2 separate regions of the Homo sapiens genome follow, and region 2 is linked to region 1. A link is a loop called in an ENCODE intact Hi-C map of the cell type or tissue named here. Cell type or tissue: PC-3. All regions are shown on one strand. Links, peaks and the distances in the headings refer to the core of each region. The heading gives the core; the rest is flanking DNA. Region 1 has its middle 240 kb from the start of LINC01773. Region 2 has its middle 160 kb from the start of LINC01773.

Region 1 (5,391 bases), core at 127-5,126:
ATTGATACATCAAGTAGAAATTTTATGTTAATATCTGTGTCACAAGCCTCCTCCCTCTGAGGTGGCCCAATGGACATAGCAACTACTATCTGGTCCAACAATTCTTGGAGAGACCAATGCTCCTCAAATTTCTTTTCCTACTGACAAAAGCGCTAAGCTCAGGCAATACCACCTCTGAGAGGGAGGCTGCAAAACATTTGAAAGGTTTTTTTGTGTGTTTTGGTTGCTCGACCCACCCTCCCTCCCTCTCTTCCTTCCTCCTCCCTCCCCTCCCCTCCCTCCCTCTCCCTCTCTTCCTTCCTTCCTTCCTTCCTTCCTTCCTTCCTTCCTTCCTTCCTTCCTTCCTTCCTTCTTCTTTCTTCCTTTTGCTTTTTTTCCTTTAAAATTTTGTCAGATACAGGGGTTGAGCCAAATAATATAGCACTTAACAAATTTTATTTTGGAATAATTCCTCTTTTAACCACTCACACTTTGCTGCTTGTTTGTAGACTTGCCTGACAACTGGTCAGATGTATTGACTCAGTTGACCACACCAATTTTGATGCTTTTTGTCTGTGTGGTCACTGTTAACATGATGAATACTGATTTAATGGGGTAGATCAAAGGAGTTGAGGGTAACTGAGGCTGTTTAATCTATCGCGATGCTTTGTTCTATTGTGGCTGAATTTCATTTCTTACTGGCAATTAAGATGTGGCTGTTTTCTTATATTAAAGTTGTATCATTTAATATTAGTCGTTTTATAGGCCGATGGGATTGAAAAACCCTGAACCTATATCATGTGTAACTTTCATTTTTATTTCCTATATTGTCCAAACTCACAGCAGCAGACAATAAAAATTCTGCACCCAGCATATTTAGAGGTCTTTGGCTATTTGCTCAGGTAAAAATTAAACATCAAAAGTTTTAAAACTTTAAATAGGGGAGGGGCCATTAGGATGATAGATGTTTTTAAAATAAAATATTTGAAGGGTTCATTGATAATCTCAAAAATATAAGCCCTACTTTTGTTTCCTATCCTGTTTCTTAAATCTACTCCTCAGAGTCCCTTACTACTTTCATTCTTCATTTATTTTACTAATTTTGCTGACTTCTTTACCAATAGTTGATCTGAGCATTAAGCTTCCACATCATTTCCATCAACATTTTTTTAATCTCTTGGATGTTGATTGTTTCTCTATAGTTTTTCTGAAAATGTACTTTCAAAATACTCAGTACCTTCCTGATTGTTAATTTCAGTATCTTCACTTACTCTTCTTCTCTGCATCATTTGACGGTTGGACATTCTCCCTTTTCTTAAAATACCTTACACCGTGGCTTCCACAGTACTTCTGTACTCTGGTCTGTCTCCTACCTCTCTGACTTACTCACCTCTATCATGTTCATGGTCTTATGGACTGCATCATCTTTTCCAATTGCTCAAATACAAACCATATCTTAAAGCTTAGCTTCTGCACATCTTTTTTTTGCACTTTGTATTAACTATCTTAACCACGCTGACAGTTTCAAGTGTGATTTTTAGAGTGATAGCCTTTCCTTTATATCACTTATCACAGTTTGTCATTGTTAATGTGATTAGTGAGTTCTCAGTAGATTCTTTGCTACATGAGTACAACATTTTAGGCCAGATTTTCACCAGCATCTAGCACAGTGGATGGAATGGAGAAAGCACTCAATAAATATTTGTTAAATGAATGAAGGAATGAGTGAACATCTTCTGTACTTCTAACTTGTTATTTATCCTGTGCCCTTGTCCTGGGTCTTCAGCTGCCCTCAGATGCATATACTTTAAGGCTGCTGTCACCTGAAACTCAATATGTCCAAAAGCAAACTATCATTATCCCCCAAACCAGGTCTGTGTCCAGCTTCTGAGTTTGTCACTGACCCTATCTTTTACCCAGCTAGCTATAGAGATTTCGAATCATGAAGTCACTCTTAATCTCTTTCTGTCTGGCAATGCTTCATCTCATTTAATTCTCATAATATACTAGTGCCTTAAATGCTTCATCTCATTTAATTCTTCTAACGTACCTATTAATGTACCTATGCTGTAGTTGTAGATATATACATGTACACACAAATAGAAACACACACACAACAGTATTTCCCTCTTAGATTTAAAAAAACTGAGGCATAAATTAAATTCACATGACTACTAAGTAGTACAGCCAGCACTTAATGCAGGCTTGACACATGGTAGGTCTTTAGTAAATGGGTGTTTTTTTCTTTTTGCTGATTATAAACATTTTCTCTTATGAGTCAGTCAAGATTTTCTGAATACCTAAGTATTTTATTCTATTTGTCTTAAAACTACTCTATTTTATATGGAATAAGAGTATAATTTTCTTTCCTCTAATTAAGCTAACAAAAAATATTGAGCATTCCTTATGTGGCAAGCACCGTGTTAAGCCCTGAAAACACAAAGATAAATAAGACATGATTTCACAAAGCCTAAATATCTCTGAGGGGGAAATGAAGGGAACCAACCGACTATAACACAATGAGGGAAGTGCTCATGACATGGTAGTGTTTAGGGAAGACAAAGGGGAGCAATGTTATTCCTCTCTGGGAAGGTAGTGATCAGACGTCTTCATAGAGAAGGAAGCTTTTGATTTGTACATTTAAGAATAAGATTTTATTAGATAAAGAATAGAAGGAATAACATTCCAGGAAAAGGAAGCGTCATGAGCAAAGGCTCAGGAGTATGAAGAGGGTGTATGTTTAGGAATTAGCAAGTAGCATAGGATGAGTAGAGCTTGAGCGAGGCAGGGGTGAGAAACTCCCTCTTGTTCGTCTCAGGTTTCTCCCATAAAAACAAGCAAGGTTCTTATGTATAATAGAATGTTCAGTAAATGTTCCAGGGTCCAATAACTGTTTAAACTTTTAGTTTATTTTGACTCATAAAGGAAACTTGAGCTAAATGTCAGAGAATGATAATGAGCTTTTACCCATGTTCTCAGGACCTAAAATCAACAGAAGTAAGTCCAAGGAAATCAAGCAGAAAGGGCCTTCAGAAATCAAGCTGTTTATTGTGCCTTTTCCCTTCTCTCCCATGATATTCTGGAAAGTTGATAGATTTAAGGGAGTATCATAAAAGTGGTGAAGAGAGATGCTTGGTGCTCTTCTCCAGTCATTTTGGGAAGGACAGTGAAATGAGTTAGAGAATGAAAGTGAATGCAATCAGCAGCTACATTTTCTGAATTCAGCATCAGTCCTGCTCTCAAACAGGCTTCTAGAAGGAAAAAAAAAAAAAAAACATTTAGGAGGACTTGAAGGAAAACAGGTCTGGGACCAATGGAGATGGGAAAGTCCGTTAAGCACAGGAAAAGGACTACACATGATATCAAGATGCCTTTTTTAAAAAAAAGTCTCTTCGCTAGACTGTAAGTTTCCTGAAGACAGAGACTGTGGCTAATTTGTTATCATTATATCTACAATGCCTGTTATGGAAGCTGACATAAAGTAAATATTTGATAAAGAAATGAAAGTAGGGTAGTGATGAGAAATAAAATTGATGGGGTATTGCTGACCTTAAATGTCAGGTGAAGTGTTTCCGTACTCCAGTAAGCAATGATTTTCGATGGAGGTAGTGGGAGTGGTAAAGAGTAACAAGTGAAAAGCAGCATTTTGGAGAGATTATTACACCATCTGTGTGCAGGAGGAGTAGGAAGAGGGAAAGAATATACCTGTGGAATAATGTGAACCTGGAATAGAGTGGTAGCAATGGGATCAGAAGGGAAGTGACGGATACAAAAGGTGTAATAAAGGAAGAACTGTCTGAACTTGAAGATATATTTTATATGGAAAGAGAAAGAATGTAAGATAGTCCAAGATAAATAATAGGATTTGGAGTTACTTCAACTGGAAGACAATATGGCCAATGGGATCAAATGGGGGAAGACAGTTCTGAGCTCCTGTGGAGGCTGAATTCATCCACATCTTGAGCCAAGGAGCCCGTGGCCAAATGGCAAAGCAAAGGGAATAATGAGACAATCATGTAACCTTATCAAATCAGAATTAATGAAGCAAAAAAAAATAAAATAAAAGAGATTTAGCCAACAGAACCCATATCTAGGTTTTCAAAATCAGGAAGAAACCCAAGATGATATTAGAATAAAGAAGGAAGTGGGATTCAGGAGTGTACAGATAACAAATAGCTAACATTTTTTGAGAGTTACTATGTAGCAGGCACTACGCCATTTTGTCTTTACAGATATTATGTCTTTTAACCCCAATGGTATAATTTCAGTTTTACAGATGAGCAAACAAGGCAAAGAAAGGTTAAATTACTTGCCCAAGGTCACACAGTTAGTTCAATGCCAGAACCTGTATTCATAATCACTCTTCCACATTGCTGTGTAAGTGTATCAATCAGAGCAGTTCATACCTGGAAAGTCAGGTCATCAACAGAAAGGTGAAAACTCAAGTGACTCTCAAGTGACCCTTTCTCTAGCAGAGCCTGACTCACTGGCTACCTCTGCTAGATCAATCAACCCCCTTCCAGATGCTACCCTAACAGTAAAAGAAAAGAGATAAAAAGCTTTCAAGCCAGAATGGATTTTTTAAGTCCCTATGAAATTTGAAAAATATGAAGGTTACTGATAAAAGAACACAGGACATATGGAGTATACTAACAGAGACTCTCAAATACGGAGCTATAATTTACTTCTTAAATAGCATATCAATTTCCTAAGATTTTATATTTCACAATTGAACTGCTTTCTAGTGTTCTACTATCTTCTATGCAAGCCTATATATGATTCCATCTATTTTTACTGTTTAAAATGTATATATATGTAAATTATTACTCATTGGATTCTTTTGCATCTGAGATATAAACGCTGAATCAATGTGGGAAACATCAAGTGTCTGTTTTAACCTGACTTGATTATACCTAAATATAAAATATAAATTAGCATTTTATTCTTGGTTGTATTTATTGTTGTATTATATCATGCATTAATTAAAAATATATGTGTTTTAAAAACACCTAATTTACAATTCATCTGTCTACACCACCATAAGGTCAAAATTTGTAAAGATTGAAAGATTTACACTAAATTTTTTAACAGAATGTAATATATCCTTATTGATTATGTTTGAGATTTATTATAGATTTTAGCTCAGTATTAAAGGTTTACAAAATAGAAAATAACCAGACTCCAAGATGCCTGTGTTTTGTAATGTTGCCAAACATCATTTTTCTAGTCTATTGATGTGATTGACATGTAGGTATGATTCAGGGGCGAAACTATTATTAATAGGAAGAAAAGTTATGACTATTGAATCATGACACTTTGCTGTTTTAAGTAATGTGCTGGCTCTGTGTTCTCAAAGAGAACATCGCTGAAATGGAGAACAGGTTAAACACGCTGCACCTTTTAAAAAAATCA
Region 2 (5,391 bases), core at 212-5,211, 78 kb after region 1:
TTTTTCATGACTGGATGCCTGATGTATCAATAGCAGTGAAAAACAGAAAACAAATGGAACTATACAAAAATAAAATCACCACCACAACAGAAAAACCCACTACCACCGTCACAAAAAATGTTGACTTATTTTCTTAGCCTGACATTTCTGACCAGATCTCAAACTAACTGTTCATTTTGACAAAGATTTTGTTTAGAGTCCAGAGTGTTAGATTTTTATTACCTGAAAGCAGCAGAAATTTGGAGAAGTCAATTTAGATTCCTTTCTTGTGTGCAAGCAGCTCCTTAGGTTTCACCGTACATCTCAATAAACACAATCCTACGACATCAGTAGCATGCTGTAGAGCAATGGCTCTAAATATGTTTTATGCTGCTCAGCCATGGAATTCATATTGTTACAGCTAATGCCTGTTGGTAAATGCTTGTATCGTTACATGTTGTATTTACAAAACTATATATTGTCAGCTTAGAGTTTCGTCTCTCCAATCTGTTTTTCTTCTTTGAAGGAAAATAGCAGAAAATGTACTAATACTCACTGTAGACAAAACACACACATACATACACATGGAAACACACACATACACACGCACACACAAACCAAGATTTTAAAATGGTAATCATTTTGAATTTTGAAATTAGAGAAAATGAGGGAGAAACACTCCTTGGAAAGTTATTATTTTAGATCTTTCATCTGTCTCCAAATTGGTACTAATCTTCCATGTAGATTTAAGAAAATTGTTGGTATGTGAGCAAACATTTTATTTAAAAGTTTTCTGTTTTGTTCTTGCGGCTGCTGCTGTTGCTGTTGCTGAAGGGGAATCTCCTTATGCGGCCAGCTGGCTTTCCCAGCAGCTCCCATCCTGGCTGACGTGTGCAGGGCACAAGGAATGAAGCTCTGCCCTGGGCTCAGCATAGACACACCGCCACTGCCCAGAAGACATCCTGGCTTTATTTCCTTGCCTTGTGCAGCATAAGCAGAGGCAGCAGTGGTCACAGCTTCTGGCTGTGACAGGCTGCTCTGAGAACTTTGTCTTTCTCCTCTCACAAGGCCAGGTGTGCCTTCCAGTCCAGAGACTGAAGGTACTTCTCGTCACCCGCTCATATTCTCTGCCCACACTGGGCTTCTGCTGTGGCTTAGGGCTAATGGGTGACAGGCTTCTCCTCCTGGCATTGCTCCATTATGCAGCTTCCCCAGCACTGAGCAGTGCTACGAATGTGTGATAACCTGCCTCGAGATTGACCTAAGAACCCTAGCTTTACCTGTAGGACTTTGTCTAAGGGCAGGAGAAAGGAATCTGTATTTGCTAAATATCTATCGTGAGCCAAAATCCGAGCTGGACCCTTGACATGCATTGGCTTGTTTAATATTCCTATCACTGTCAAGAAAGTATCATGCCCTCTGTGATGCAAGTGAGGAACCCTACATTCGGAGATTAGAGAGTTTGCTGCCATCATACAGAGGACAGTGTAGGAACTGGCCAACAGGGTGAGGGAGATTGAACTTCAAAATTCCTACTTTTGCTACTAAAAACCATGCCACCAAATTAACCATGCTGCCAGCTTCTTCCATATTCACATGGATGACTGTTCCTTTGAGATTCTTATAGCCTACTCTCTAGCCCATTCACCACACCATCCAAGCACTCTTCTCGCTTCCTATCCAAATCCTGCCATTTTTTCAAAGCCAAGTTCATTCCCACTTCTCCATGAACCCTTCTCCAGTAAACCAATTCAGATATTGTGTCTAAACTTTTATTTTGAAATAATTGTAGATTCATCTACAATTATAAGAAATAATGCAGAGAGAGCTTGTATATCCTTCACTGTATTAGTCTGTTCTCCCACTGCTAATAAAGACATACCCAAGACTGGGTAATTTATAAAGGAAAGAGGTTCAATTGACTCGCAGTTCAGCATGGCTGGGGAGGCCTCAGGAAACTTATAATCGTGGCGGAAGGGGAAGCTTCAAACACATCATTCTTCATATGGTGGCAGCAAGGAGAAGTGCTGAGCAAAAAGGGGAAAAGCCCCTTATAAAACCATCAGATCTCGTGAGAATTCATTCACTATCAGGAGAATAACATGAGGTTAGCTGCCTCCATGATTCAGTTACCTCCCACCGGGTCCCTCCCACGGCATGTGGGGATTATGTGAACTACAATTCAAGATGAGATTTGGTTGGGGACACAGCCAAACCATATTATTCACCCAGTGTCATTCAGTTTTAATATTTTATATAACTATGGCACAAAATCACAAAGAAAATATTGACGTTGACACACTCTATCAACATTACTCAGATTTCACCAGTTTTACATGCATTTGTGTATGCGTTTATTTAGTTCTATGGAATTTTATCACATGTATAAATCTGTGTGACTACCACCACAATCAAGATACAGAATAATTCCATCACAAGGATCTCTTGTAATACCCTCATATAGCCATAGTCATCTCCCTACTTCTCTTGTAATACCCTCATATAGCCACAGTCACCTTCCCTGCCTAATCCTGGCAATCAGTAATCCATTCACAATTTCTATAATTGTGTTATTTCAATAGTGTTATATGAACTGAATCATACAGTATGTAATCTTTTGAGAGCAAACCTATTCAGTTTGGGAACTTCTAATCTTGACTTAAATACATTTTGTGTGAAATCACTCATTCATTCATCCATTCAAATATATTTATAGGACAACTACAGTGTGATTGGTACTATCTGAGATACTAGGAATACAGTAATAAACCAAAGTGACAAACATCTCCTTGTAATATATTTTGTTCTTTTTTCATAGTGACATATATTGCTTTTGAGAAATTTCTTGTTTGCATTCTTATCCCAGCAATAGATTGTAAACTCCCTGAGAGCAGACAACTCATCAAACAAGTCTGTTGTTTCACATATAAGGCCTAGAGAGGCAAACCTTTACCAAGAATATAGAACTTGGACTTACCCTGTGGAGAGACACCTATAGAGGTCATCTGGTCCATTCTCCTACTAAAAGATCATTAAAAGAAGAGAAACTATTACTCTCTAACACACGTGAAGGGCTTTGCATTGAACAATAACATGTAAAGTAATCTAAATATATCAGCTCCTTTCACCACCCCATCAGCCTTCAGCACCTCTCACTCACAGACATCACACTATCAATCTTGATGCCTCCCACTCAGGGTAAGCTCAGTAGCTCCACTTTGATTTGTTACTGGCCTGTGCCACAGATGCCCGCATCCTCTGGATAAAGAACTGCACATCAGAAAAGAATAAGGCCTGCTATCGTGTATGTGGTACAATTGTCTCACGTATATATGCTCCTCTGCTACATCTGACACCAAGCTTCCCTTGTAGACCATTGTTCAGTCCTTCTCTTCTTGTACACAGGGCAAAAAAGCAAGTTCTTCCCTTCTTCTTAGCATAAAGATTCTGCTAGGGCCTGTTAATATTCTCTCAATCTGGTGCAAAGGAGGGAAAAATGAACTCAGTGAGTTTGGTAAAGGTTGATTGCCCTCTTGAAATAGGTCATCAGCAAATTTAGACCTATGGAAACATACAAATTTCCAATATGGAATGTGGCTGTTATCAGATTATCATAGATTTCTATTGAGTAATAAACCAAGCAGAGTGAATTCTTTTGTAGGATTCTTAGTCAAAAATTTTATGACAACAGAGTTGAATTTCGCAGACGCAATTATTTAAATTGAGTTATTTTCCTCCTGCATAATTACGGCTCTATTTTCTCTTTATTATACAATTGTTGACAAAGAATGGAAAGTTAAAACCTCAGTGGTGAATGTTGTATTCAGTTTTCTGCATAAGTGAACTTCTAGAAACTCCAGGATACACAGTAAATTTGTTTTAAAAAATAACCACTGTCCTGAGGGGACGTTTGGGGCAGTTTTTACTTCAGCACCTCCAGAATATCAGACTTGGTACAGTAATCATTTATTAACTCTAGAAGGATAGAATGAACCCTTGTATCAGATGATACATTAGAAAGATGAGAACTGAAGTATTCCGTAGATTTGAAAAGGTTCCTTTATTCAATATGTGATGTTCAGAGGATTGAGTTGTTGGCACCAGATGAAGCAGACAAGCTTATTGGCAAAATGAAACATGTAGACTTTTATGCCTGGCTATTGATGAACTGGCTGGCCTTGCTTGCTACCCAATGTGAGTTTTTCTTAGATTTTGTGCTTTAGAAATCATAATTTCATTGGAGGATAAAGTGGTCTAGATTTGGCAGTGAAACATTTTTATGACCTCTAGTGCACAAAGGAAATTTTAGTATAACAAAATGGGTTCAGTCCATGATTCATTTGGACATAATTTCTGAAGACACTCAATCCTGAGCTGGCCACTATCTTCCATCCATAACACGTATCACTCTTTGTCCATCATTCAGGAAAAAGGGTAGAGAATCCATCAGGAAATAGACTTCTGTATGGTAGAAATCTACTTGGATTTCACAGGCTGTTTGAAACTGCTCTCTTTGGTTGGAACTGGAAAGAAAGAAACCATCTCTGTCAAGATGGAATGGGGGAGATATGCCCTTTTGTTGATCAACACAATTGAGTGTAACAGGTGGAAAATCTTGCTTTTTGCAAGTTACATAGAGTATAATGAAAATTGGTGCACATTAATAAATTATTTGGATCCCATAGGTTCTGAAATGGTTTCAGGAAACAAAGTTTCCAGAACAATAAGCAAAACTAAAAAGTGGTCTGAGATATTTTTAGCAAATTCTTTCACTTACTATTTAGAAGAAAGTAATTATAGCATTCCAGAAAATTATTAAAAACCTTGTAGGAAAAGTAAAACATTTTTATTCTTCAAGTTATCATAATTTTTTCTTGGAAATAATTTAATATTTTTGCCAGGCCCTGGAGGGAAAATATCTAAAGAACAATGGCATGCTGACAAAAGTTAAATCTAAAATTTACTGAGGTTATTTCCAATTTTGACAGAAACCAAGTATCTTTTAAGAATGGGACAAAAGCCAGTCTTAACTGATGTTAATGTAGACGAGATGAATAAAGTTTTCAGAGCAGATACCCTCATGTAGAGTATGCAGAGAGATTATCATTATTGTTTTTCTTACCGTCTTCAATCCAATCAATAGATTGAGACTATGTGCCACGAGGGGGAAACAACATTAGGGGAGTAGCATTGCATGCCCTAAAGTGGAATAGTGGGGGATTTGTTGCTGGAGGTACAATTTGAACTGCCAAGTTGCTTGTTTTCACTCTAGACAATTGTAGATAAGTAAGAATTTGCTATCAGATTTTTGGTAGGTGCATTCTTCATGATAAACCAACTATATTTCCAGATTATCTGTCAGGTAATTGGTTATGACTAACCTGACTGATTGACTTTTTATCCTTTTAACAG

Evidence for each region. A loop is a pair of places that touch in the nucleus more often than their neighbours do. Peaks named below come from ENCODE experiments on the same cell type or tissue, not always from the same donor. Only the 100,000 strongest peaks of a DNase experiment are listed, where the experiment ranks them.
Region 2: a loop joins it to region 1, with 7 times the contacts of the local background. A loop is called at or near these places in 1 of 110 quality-filtered maps.

The regions. Positions count from the first base shown.
Region 1 is chr1:88,143,409-88,148,799 of GRCh38, reverse strand. No RefSeq gene overlaps it. Among named protein-coding and RNA genes, the nearest start is that of LINC01773, 240 kb to the right of the region's middle. In PC-3, for the core only: no CTCF peak of the experiment used is centred there; a DNase peak (open chromatin) is centred at 2,829; H3K27ac peaks cover 1,524 bases.
Region 2 is chr1:88,065,613-88,071,003 of GRCh38, reverse strand. No RefSeq gene overlaps it. Among named protein-coding and RNA genes, the nearest start is that of LINC01773, 160 kb to the right of the region's middle. RefSeq lists an enhancer at 1-968. In PC-3, for the core only: no CTCF peak of the experiment used is centred there; a DNase peak (open chromatin) is centred at 2,283; H3K27ac peaks cover 1,300 bases.